Linked DNA regions of Homo sapiens: region 1 is linked to region 2. A link is a contact called in ENCODE Hi-C or POLR2A ChIA-PET data. All regions are on one chromosome and are shown on one strand. Each heading gives the region's core, a stretch centred on a gene start or an enhancer-like site at or near the end of the contact. The rest is flanking DNA. Distances are from core to core; before and after follow the strand shown. Region 1 holds the start of PAIP1 (poly(A) binding protein interacting protein 1). Region 2 has its middle 16 kb from the start of CCL28.

What was found. A loop is a pair of places that touch in the nucleus more often than their neighbours do. ChIA-PET counts read pairs that join two places held with the same protein, here RNA polymerase II (POLR2A). Pooled maps may share reads with other maps.
Region 1: a loop to region 2 is called in a map of PC-9, with 3 times the contacts of the local background. The contact joins the promoter of PAIP1 here to the enhancer-like site in region 2. A Hi-C loop is called at or near these places in 2 of 168 maps with a recorded cell type or tissue (PC-9 and chondrocyte) and 2 of 50 pooled maps. POLR2A ChIA-PET finds 5 or more read pairs at or near these places in 1 of 52 experiments (H1).

What each region holds. Positions count from the first base shown.
Region 1 is chr5:43,555,057-43,560,204 of GRCh38, reverse strand. It overlaps PAIP1 (poly(A) binding protein interacting protein 1), which reads left to right and starts at 3,128. Exons shown (of 11, transcript NM_006451.5): 1 at 3,128-3,623; 2 at 4,206-4,375. The coding sequence starts at 3,359. RefSeq lists a silencer at 2,833-3,692.
Region 2 is chr5:43,426,204-43,430,812 of GRCh38, reverse strand. No RefSeq gene overlaps it. Among named protein-coding and RNA genes, the nearest start is that of CCL28, 16 kb to the right of the region's middle. Within about 2 kb of position 2,617, at least 6 of the 41 ENCODE cell types and tissues checked have a DNase peak (open chromatin) inside an H3K27ac peak, as active enhancers do; they include PC-9, where a contact is called at or near this core.

The sequences.
Region 1 (5,148 bases), core at 1,879-4,378, 130 kb before region 2:
AATATTTCCTCTTGCATATTTATGAAAATTTTCTCCTGTTAGCTGGCCTTGAAGGCTGTACTGTCTACTCCCATAAGGTCTAATGATGATCCTGAGGTCAATAAGTTCTAAAAAAACAGTCTTTTTTTTTTTTTTTTTTTTTTTACCATCACTAGACTGGTGACCTAAGGAAAGGCAGGACCATTGCAGGTGAGTCCTATTTCTGTTAAAAGCTTATTATGGACTAAGTACTGGGTTGGACCTAAAGGATTAAAAGGCATCCTCTGTCTTCAGAGGGCTAGTTTAGGGAAGGAGACATTTAAATAAACCAAATACTAACGATAACAATCTGGCATGCTAAGTACCAAGACAGTTTTCCCAGGGTATACTTATCACAAGGGAGAGAATCTAAGATTAGGCAGCTTGGGAAGTCTTACTGGAGAATGCCTTTCAAGTACAGTTTAAGGAAACATTTTTTTCATAGTTCACAGCAGGTCCTTTTCCATATTACAACATATTTTCCAATTTGTCCAAATTTAGTTCTACTCTCCTTTCACCATAAATTAATAAAAAAGGCATACACGTGGATGAGGAGCACTTTGATGATTCTCTTTAGGGAGTTCCACATGGTGTTCACACGTTCATGTGTTTCTGTCTATGCATTTTGCAATACCTGCCAGTTAGCTCTAAAACAGTCCCAAGATGGATCTGAGCCCTTGCGGTATCTTGGCACCTTTTATGTAAAGTGAAAATATTGGAATGTCTATCTCACAGGATATGAGGATAAAATAAAATGATAAAATAAAAGCTCTTAAAAGGTGACTGACGCATAATAAATATTAGATATTTTTATTATCATGATGCAAAATCCATTCGTGTTATCTCCAAGTCCACCATCCACACATTATAAGAATAGGGCAAAAGTTATACAGTAACAAATACAGAGAAGGCAAAGGATATCTTACCTAATTTTCCTAACAAGAGGGTGTGAAGATGTCGTGACATCACCATGGATGCAGAATGGCCTTATCTTCACATGGGAAAGTCCCAGTTGTTAGAAAAGGTGCTGTTCATCATAAAAGTTTTAAGGGGAAATGAAAAGGTGGTGAGTGCAAACAAAAGCTTGGGGCAGAGTTGGGGCATCTACTTCAGTGGAACATAACTCATTGTTAGTTTTTTAGCATAGTTTATGGGTCTTTCCTGTATGATAAAAAAGTCCAGGCAAGAAGTGACTGGTGACCACATACAATAATGAATTTGAAAATATTAAAATTGTAATTTTTAAATTGTAATCTTGTCTCTGCAATATATGCTGAGTGTTACCACACAGTTATTATTTTACAGATGAGGAAAGTGAGGCTCAGAGAAGCTAAACCCCTTACTTACTCAAAATCACACAGACAGCAATAGTCAAGAGTGGAATCCCAACTAAGCTCTGGCAGACTGAATCCTAAACTTTCCGTACACCGAAGAGCCACACGTACTGCTGGCTTCCTTCCCTGACTTCATTATTTTGCCTAACATCAATAGCATGAACCATTTATTCATGATTGCCCTCGGTGAAGCCATTTTCTCATTCGTTTAGGGGAAGACATTGTTTTCTTTATTAATGAGAAGAGAAAACGGTTAACAAGAGTTTGTGTCCCTAATTGAAATGATTCTTAAGATGAAAAGATAGAAAAACATGAAACCCTGCTTAAAACAAAAGGCTAAAATCAGAATTTATGGAGATGGATCAATCCAACAGTAAAGAAATCAATTTTTCCTTCCTTGTCGTTACTTATATTCATCTATCCTTTATTTGGCATTAATACTGTCAGGCCTGACAAAAACAACAATTTACATATTAATAAAATCTAGAATTGTGCTGTGCAACGCAGTAGCCACTAGCCACATGTGGCTCTTGAGCCCTTGAAATGTGCCAATCCCGACTAAGATGTGCCATAAGTGTAAAATATACACTGGATTTCAACTAGTATCTAAAAAACAGAGAAAATATTTAATATTTTAAATCGCATGTTAAAAAACCATTTTGAACATAATGGATTAAATAAATTTAAATTAATTTCACCTGGTTTTTGTTTTGTTTTGTTTTGTTTTTTGAGACAGAGTTTGGCTCTTGTTGCCCAGGCTGGAGTGCAACGGTACGATCTCGGCTCACTGCAACCTCTGCCTCCTGCGTTCAAGCGATTCTCCTGCCTCAGCCTCCAGAATAGCTAGGATTACAGGCATGTGCCACCACGCCCGGCTAACTTTGTATTTTTAGTAGAGACGGGGTTTCTCCATGTTGGTCTGGCTGGTCTCGAACTCCCGACCTCAGGTGATCCGCCCCCCTCGGCCTCCCAAAGTGCTGGGATTACAGGCGTGAGCCACTGCGCCTGGCCACACCTGTTTCTTTTCACTCATTTAATGTGGCTTCTCCAAAATGTAAAATTACATAAGTGGCTTGCATTTGTGGCTCGCATTATATTTTCATTGGACAGCACTGATGCAAGATGAAAAAGAGGGCAGAGTTACACTGAAAGGTAGCACATTTTCTTGAAATTTCTGGAGGGGAAGGTTAACGGGAAGAGAACGAAGCTTGTTAAACGTAGGTGTGACCTACTGTGGTAAACACCTAGGGTGAATTAAAGAGGGGACACATATTTTGATTCCGTTTCTACTCCCTTCCCCCGATGCTAACGGAGCAGGTGACAGTCTCCCAGGGACCACTCCTCAGCAGTCCGCGGGTCTCGGCCGGAGCCGAGTCATTGAACACACCTGTGCGCCAGCGAACCCTGGCGCAGGGTCCACGCCCCCTCCCCCCGTGTTTTTATTTCCCGGGCGTCAACTGTCGGTCTCGCACGTCTCTCCTGAGAACTACCGAGTAGGTCGGGCCTGCCTGTGGTAAGCGTCCCCCTCACCCCTCATCCCTCATCCCCCCCAGCCTGGCCCCGGAACCGAGATGCCCCTGCCCGAGCCTGGCTGCGGGCCGGCAGGTGGCCAAGACGCCACTCGGCGGGCGGCCTGCTGGGCCCGGCGGCCGGCCAGCCGCGAACTGGAGGATCCTCGCGGGCGCGTCCCGGGCCTCCGGGCCGCAGGGGGCCGCTGTGACCCGCCTGCGCCCCTGCCGCGCCGAAGGCGGGGAGCCGGGTTTTGGGGGAGAACTGGAAAGCCGAGGGTAGCCGAGCGGGGCGGGCGCTCTGGAGCGGCGGGTGCTCGGGCTGCCGTCCGCTCCGCCAGAAGCACCGAGCAGCCGAGCCGGGGCCCGCCGCCCTCCTCCTCCATGAGGCCCGAGTGAGGCGCGGCGGCTATAGCCGACCCGCGGCGCCTTCCCCCCGCGTCCTATCGCGAGCGCAGCGGCAGCGGCCCCTGGAGGAGGAGGCGGAGGAGGAGGAGCATGTCGGACGGTTTCGATCGGGCCCCAGGTGCTGGTCGGGGCCGGAGCCGGGGCCTGGGCCGCGGAGGGGGCGGGCCTGAGGGCGGCGGTTTCCCGAACGGAGCGGGGCCTGCTGAGCGGGCGCGGCACCAGCCGCCGCAACCCAAAGCCCCGGGCTTCCTGCAGCCACCGCCGCTGCGCCAGCCCAGGACGACCCCGCCGCCAGGGGCCCAGTGCGAGGTCCCCGCCAGCCCCCAGCGGCCTTCCCGGCCCGGGGCGCTCCCAGGTACGGAGCAGCTCTAAGGGCCCCAGTCCTCCTTGGCGAACGCTTCCCCACGGCCCTCCACGCGTGCCGAGGCCCGACGCGCTGTCTGCGGTCCCCACCCCCGGTTCCCCGAAAGCATTCCCCGAGAGGGCCGCGTGACCGGGTAGGGACGGGCCCGGAACCGGGTTTGGAAGGTGTCTGCTGGAATCCTTTGTGCGCCTGGCTGGGGGGAGGGGCCGGGTGCGCGGTCTCGGAGTTCGGGGTCCCGGGAGGAAGTAAAAATCGCCTCCCCTCAGCAGCCCTCTAAAGCGAGACCCTAGCGAGTAACCACCTCTTTTCCACCGACCCCTTTAAAACGACAGAGAGGAAAAAAGCTCGCAAGCACTCATTTGAGAGGCAGGTATGCCCATAACGGAGTCACAGCAAGTCTATTGTTCCTTTTTGTAGGCTGTCTGTACACATTCCGGCGATAACCATAAATTTCATGATGGTTCCTGTTTAACTCTTAAAAACAGACGCTTTTCAGATGGTTTTTCAGTATATAGCAAGTTGCTGTACAAAGGAAAGAATGCATCTGACGCCCCGTTTTTTTTTCTTTTGCAGAGCAAACGAGGCCCCTGAGAGCTCCACCTAGTTCACAGGATAAAATCCCACAGCAGAACTCGGAGTCAGCAATGGCTAAGCCCCAGGTGGTTGTAGCTCCTGTATTAATGTCTAAGCTGTCTGTGAATGCCCCTGAATTTTACCCTTCAGGTTATTCTTCCAGTTACACAGTAAGTACACCCTTTTTCCTACAACTCTGGGTTAATTTACTGGAATAATGTGGTTGTTACTTTGTTAATCAGAGTATGTTTGTGCTTTCTGTACTACACGTAAAAAAATTTTTTTATTGTGAATGTTTTGAATTATTGAACTCAGAAGGAAACAAAGCTGATTCAGAAATACATTTTGTAGTTATATTCAAGGTATTAGAATGTAAGCTTGAGATACACATCTGTGTTCTTGTTTCTAGTGATTATTCCATTATGTTAAAATAGACATAGTTTTGATCCTAATTATTGTATGCAGAAATGTCCTACGGGGTTGTGATAAAGTATTTACATAGGTATAAAGAATGTTTAAACTTTCAGTTTTTCTTTGTCACTTATATAACAACTTTAAAAAATAGTCACTTTTCTTAAATAGCCGTACAAAGCACAGTTGGAATATGTAGAAAGGAATTTGTTGTACTGGATAAACCCAGATGAGTAAATGCATAGGGATTAATTATAGAGAAGTGGGAGGGAATCATTGGAGAAATGATTGATGATACTTTAGCTTAAATCCTGTCTTTCCTATCTTCTTAGTTTTATTGAAGTATAGCAGAGAATAGTGTACTTAAGTGTTAGCTCAGTCTCATAAAGTGAACACTCAACTAACCAGCATCCCAGTCAGGAAATAGAACATTATCAACATCCCGAAAACCCACTCTGTCTCCTTCCAGTTGTTCTTGATGTCCAAGTATAGCACTGTTTTGACTTCATAGGATAGTTTTGCCTGTGTTCAA
Region 2 (4,609 bases), core at 1,368-3,867:
ATGAAAAAAATTTTAATTCATAAAAGTCTTATCAGGGCCAGGCGTGGTGGCTCACACCATAATCCCAGCACTTTGGGAGGCTGAGGTGGGCGGATTACCTGAGGTCAGAAGCTCAAGACCAGCCTCGCCAACATGGTGAAACTCCATCTCTACTAAAAATACAAAAATTAGCCAGTGTGGTGGCACATGCCTGTAATCCCAGCTACTCAGGAGGCTGAGGCAGGAGAATCACTTGAACCTGGGAGGCAGAGGTTGCAGTGAGCCAAGATCATGCCGCTGCACTCCAGCCTGGGTGACAGAGTGAGACTCCGTTGCCAAAAAAAAAAAAAAAGTCTTATCAGTTGAACGTTCATAGCCCTTTTGATGAAAATGAATACAATATTTGCCCTCACAGAATACTGGTTCAGTTAGCAATTGAACAAATGTTTAATGTGTTCCTATAATGTAGCAGGCCTTGTATTAAAAACTAATATTCTAATGGTGGAAAAAACCAGGCCCCATCTTAAAATATCTCCTAGGCTAGTTGGAAGATGGACAGGGAGACAGGACATTTCAGTATAGGGTGGTAAGTGCTGCAGTCAGGTCAAGCACAGGGGCTTGGAGGTCCCCCTAGGGCAGACAGGGAAGCTCCCTGAGAACCAATAGCTGAGCAAGAGGTCTTCAGGTGAAAGTGAATAAGGTGATGGAGAACTGCTGAGAAGCTCCCTGAAGGCAGAGGGAATAGCATTTACAAAAGCCTTGAGTGGCAGCTGGTCAGTGGGGTTGTAGGAAACGCAGGAGCAGAGTGTTTGAGGTGGGAGAGTGACAACAGTTGAAGTCGGTAAGCTAACCAGAACTGGGTCCTGGAGAACCCTGTATACCTTTTAAGGACTTAGGAACTTACCTTGAGGCAATGCAGAAGCATTGCAAGGTTTAAGCCTGAGAATGGCATGATCAGGCTTGCCTTTCTTTCTAGAGGTGATAATTGGGAGCTGAATCCAAAAGCTCCCAGATTTTAATTGGTGTCTTTTAGCTATGTACACTTCCCATCAAGAACTTCAGAGGCTAGAGGCATAGCAGCTAAGAAGCCTCTATACAGACTCAGTATAATGTGAGCTGCCTCTTAATATGGGCTATTTACAATCTAAAAATAAAGCACTGAAGGCTGGGTGCACTGGTTCATGCCTGTAATCCCAGCACTTTGGAAGGCCAAGGCGGGCTGATCACTTGAGGTCAGTTCAAGACCAGCCTGGCCAATGTGGTAAAACCCCATCTCTACTAAGAATACAAAAATTAGCGGGGCATAAAACTACAAAAATACAGGTGGTGGGCCCCTGTAGTCCCAGCTACTAGGGAGGCTGAGGAAGGAAAATCACTTGAACCTGGGAGGCAGAGGTTGCAGTGAGCCGAGACTGGGCCACTGCACTCCAGCCTGGGCGACAGAGAGAGATTGTCTCAAAAAAACAAACAAACAAAAAAACCAAAACAGCAACAACAACAACAAAAAACCCACTAAAAATAATATGTAAACAAAAGTCACCCCTACCTTAAGCAAACCAGACACATTCCCTGCCCCCTGGATTGTAGCCTTTTTGGATCAAGTCCAGCTTCTGCGCAGAGCGCTGGACTGTTTGCAGTGCCTAGAACTGAACATGGTCTGGCTCCCTATGCACATGCTGTTCTCCGAGAAGCTCTTCCTCCACCACTTAAATATCTGGGTAGCCGTTACTTAAGAGAGAGTTCCTCAAGTGTGTCCTGTTCTGTAGAATATCTTAGACCTTCTCAATCTGACTCCAAGACGGAGCTACGGCTCCCACTTGAGTACATTCTTCTGCATCCTTCTGTTGTGTGGTTATCACATTAATGTGGTGGCAAGAGCTAAATGCTTTTCCTGTCCTTTTCTTATTCAGCTACTTCATCCCCCCACCCCTGCCCCCGCCCCACACCACCACCACAAAGGCCAGGAAAGAAGCCTTGTAATTAGAACATGTGTGGACATGCACCACTTATTATCAGTTAGTGTAGTATGCTCAGTCAAGGCAAACGCCATCTTAGTATAGTAGCCCTAGGATATTAGTTAATAAGAAATCAGTTCGAAGATACGTTAGTGAAAGGGATAGGACTTTCTCACCTCACTGGGAGTTCAAAAGAAAATTAATTTGGGGATGCTGAACCAACCATAGCCCAGAAGGGAAGAACTTCACAGTGTTTCCCTCACCCTTACCTTTTGCTGAGTAACAATAACTTGGCAGAGAGGAAGGGACCAGGATGCAAATTCTGCATATCCCCAGATGACACTGATAAGGATTAACACTTGATTATTTCCACAGAGGGATGCCAGAGCCTGGGGTGAAGGAACACTGAAGCCAGGTCAGCTATGGGGAGGAGGCTGCAGGGAGGTAGTAGCAGTGGGGAGAGATTGGAAATGATGTCCACATGGAGAGGCCCTCTGATGGCCCAGGCAGCAGGCCCTGCAGGAGGCCCAGGCAGGTGAAGATGTTCTCCCAAAGAAAGAATGACTCAAACAGTACATGTTCACTTAGAAAAAAAACAAGGAAATATCAGGAAAATTGATGGATGAGGCATACTAGAGGTTCCCACACTTTCTTGGCTCACAGTTGATGCCCTTAATGTCTCAGTAATTTTTTTTAACTGCACCACTAGTCCGAAAGAAATAACAGTTTCTGTTTTTGTTTGTTTTTTGAGACAGAGTCTCGCTCTGTCACCCAGGCTGGAATGCAATGGCGCAATCTCGGCTCACTGCAACTTCCACCTCCCAGATTCAAGCCATTCTCCTGCCTCAGCCTCCCGAGTAGCTGGGATTACAGGTGACTGCCACTATGCTTGGCTAATTTTTGTATTTTTAGTAGAGACGGGGTTTCACCATGTTGGTCAGGCTGGTCTCAAACTCCTGACCTCAGGTGATCCGCCCGTCTCAGCCTGCCACAGTGCTGGGATTACAGATGTGAGTCAGCACGCCTGGCCAGTTTCTGTTATTTAGTTAGATTTGAACAACCTAATGGTATTAGTTGTGCCATGTCCAACAGATGTCTCTGTTTCTCTGAAAATTTTAAAATATCTTACAGCACCACTGAGTTTGTTTCAGCATTCTAGGTTGCCTCAGCACATAGTTTGGGAACTGCATTGTTAATTTTAATAATTAATATTGAATGCTTACATTAGTTTTGAGAACTCCAGCAGTCAACTGGACTGCTGAGAGGGACTAATTGGTCCCTTTCACTAACGTATCTTTGAACTGGTTTTGTATTAACTAATAATATCCTGGGGCTACTATACTAAGATGGTGTTTGCCTTGACTGAGCCTACTACACTAACTGATAATAAGTGGTGCATGTCCACACGTGTTCTAATTACAAGGCTTGTCTAGTCAATCCTAGACAAGACGAAGACCCAGCTGAAGACCTGTAAGAGTGGTTGTGTTTGACTTTCCCCATGAAAGAAAATCACCTTGAGAGCAGACACATTGTCTCCATCTCTAGGATACAGACGTTGTCTCCATCTCTAGAATGGATACATTCCCTAGGGCTGTGCTCAGCACAAGGTGGGGACTCAACACATTTTTGTTAAATGAATGAATGACTGAATGGCTGTATCTATTTCATCCTTCCTCCCTTTTTTTTTTTTTAAGAAGATGAGCTGAGGTGTCCTAGACATTTCTAACTCAGAATTCTTCCCTGAAGAGCCTTATAGTGTCAGCCCAAAGAAGGAAAACAATCATCAAAGTCAGTGACCAATACCTAAGCTTAAAATTTCACTTGTTCTTCACTCTAAAGCAGGGGTCCCCAACTCTAAGGCCATGGACCAGTACCATTCCATGGCCTGTTAGGAACCTGGTTGCACAGCAAGAGGTGAGTGGCAGACAAGTAAGTATTATAGCCTGAGCTCTGCCTCCCGTCAGATCAGCGGCAGCATTAGGTTCTCATAGGAGCTTGAACTCTATTGTGAACTGCACATGCTAGGGATCTAGGCTGCACCCTCCTTATGAGAATCTAATGCCTGATGATCTGAGGTGGAATAGTTTCATCCTGGAACCATCCCGTCCATGGAAAAAATTGTCTTCTATGAAATCGGTCCTTGGTGCCAAAAAGGTTGGGGACCACTGCCCTAAAGGAAGCAGAAGGGGAAAAGTGCTTTAGGAATACTAAAACAAGAAAAAGAAAAATGGACAATACTTTGATGTTTTATTACTTAAGGTTGTGGCATCTTTTTCTTGATGCTTTTAAAGAAAAGGATAGATAAATTATTGGAATGGTTTGGTTACAGGCTAGCTGTGAGAGAGGGGAATAAATTAATCAACCTTTTTGTGGAAGGTTGACAGCAATATTTCAGGCCCTCATGCTCTTACAGAACCTTGACACTCTACGTCAAGAGGTGAAGTCTATTTTCCCTCTCCTTAAACTTGGATAGGATTTTGTGACTGCTCTGACTAATCAAATGCAACAGAAGTGAACTTAATTTCCAAGACAGAACCTAAAAGGCAACATAGCTTCCATCTGGCTCTCTCTCTCACTCATGGGATACTTAACTTTGGAACCCAGTCACCGTGCTGTGAGGTAGTCAAGCTAGCCACATGGAGGGGCCCATGTGGACAGGAATTAAGGTTCCTGGT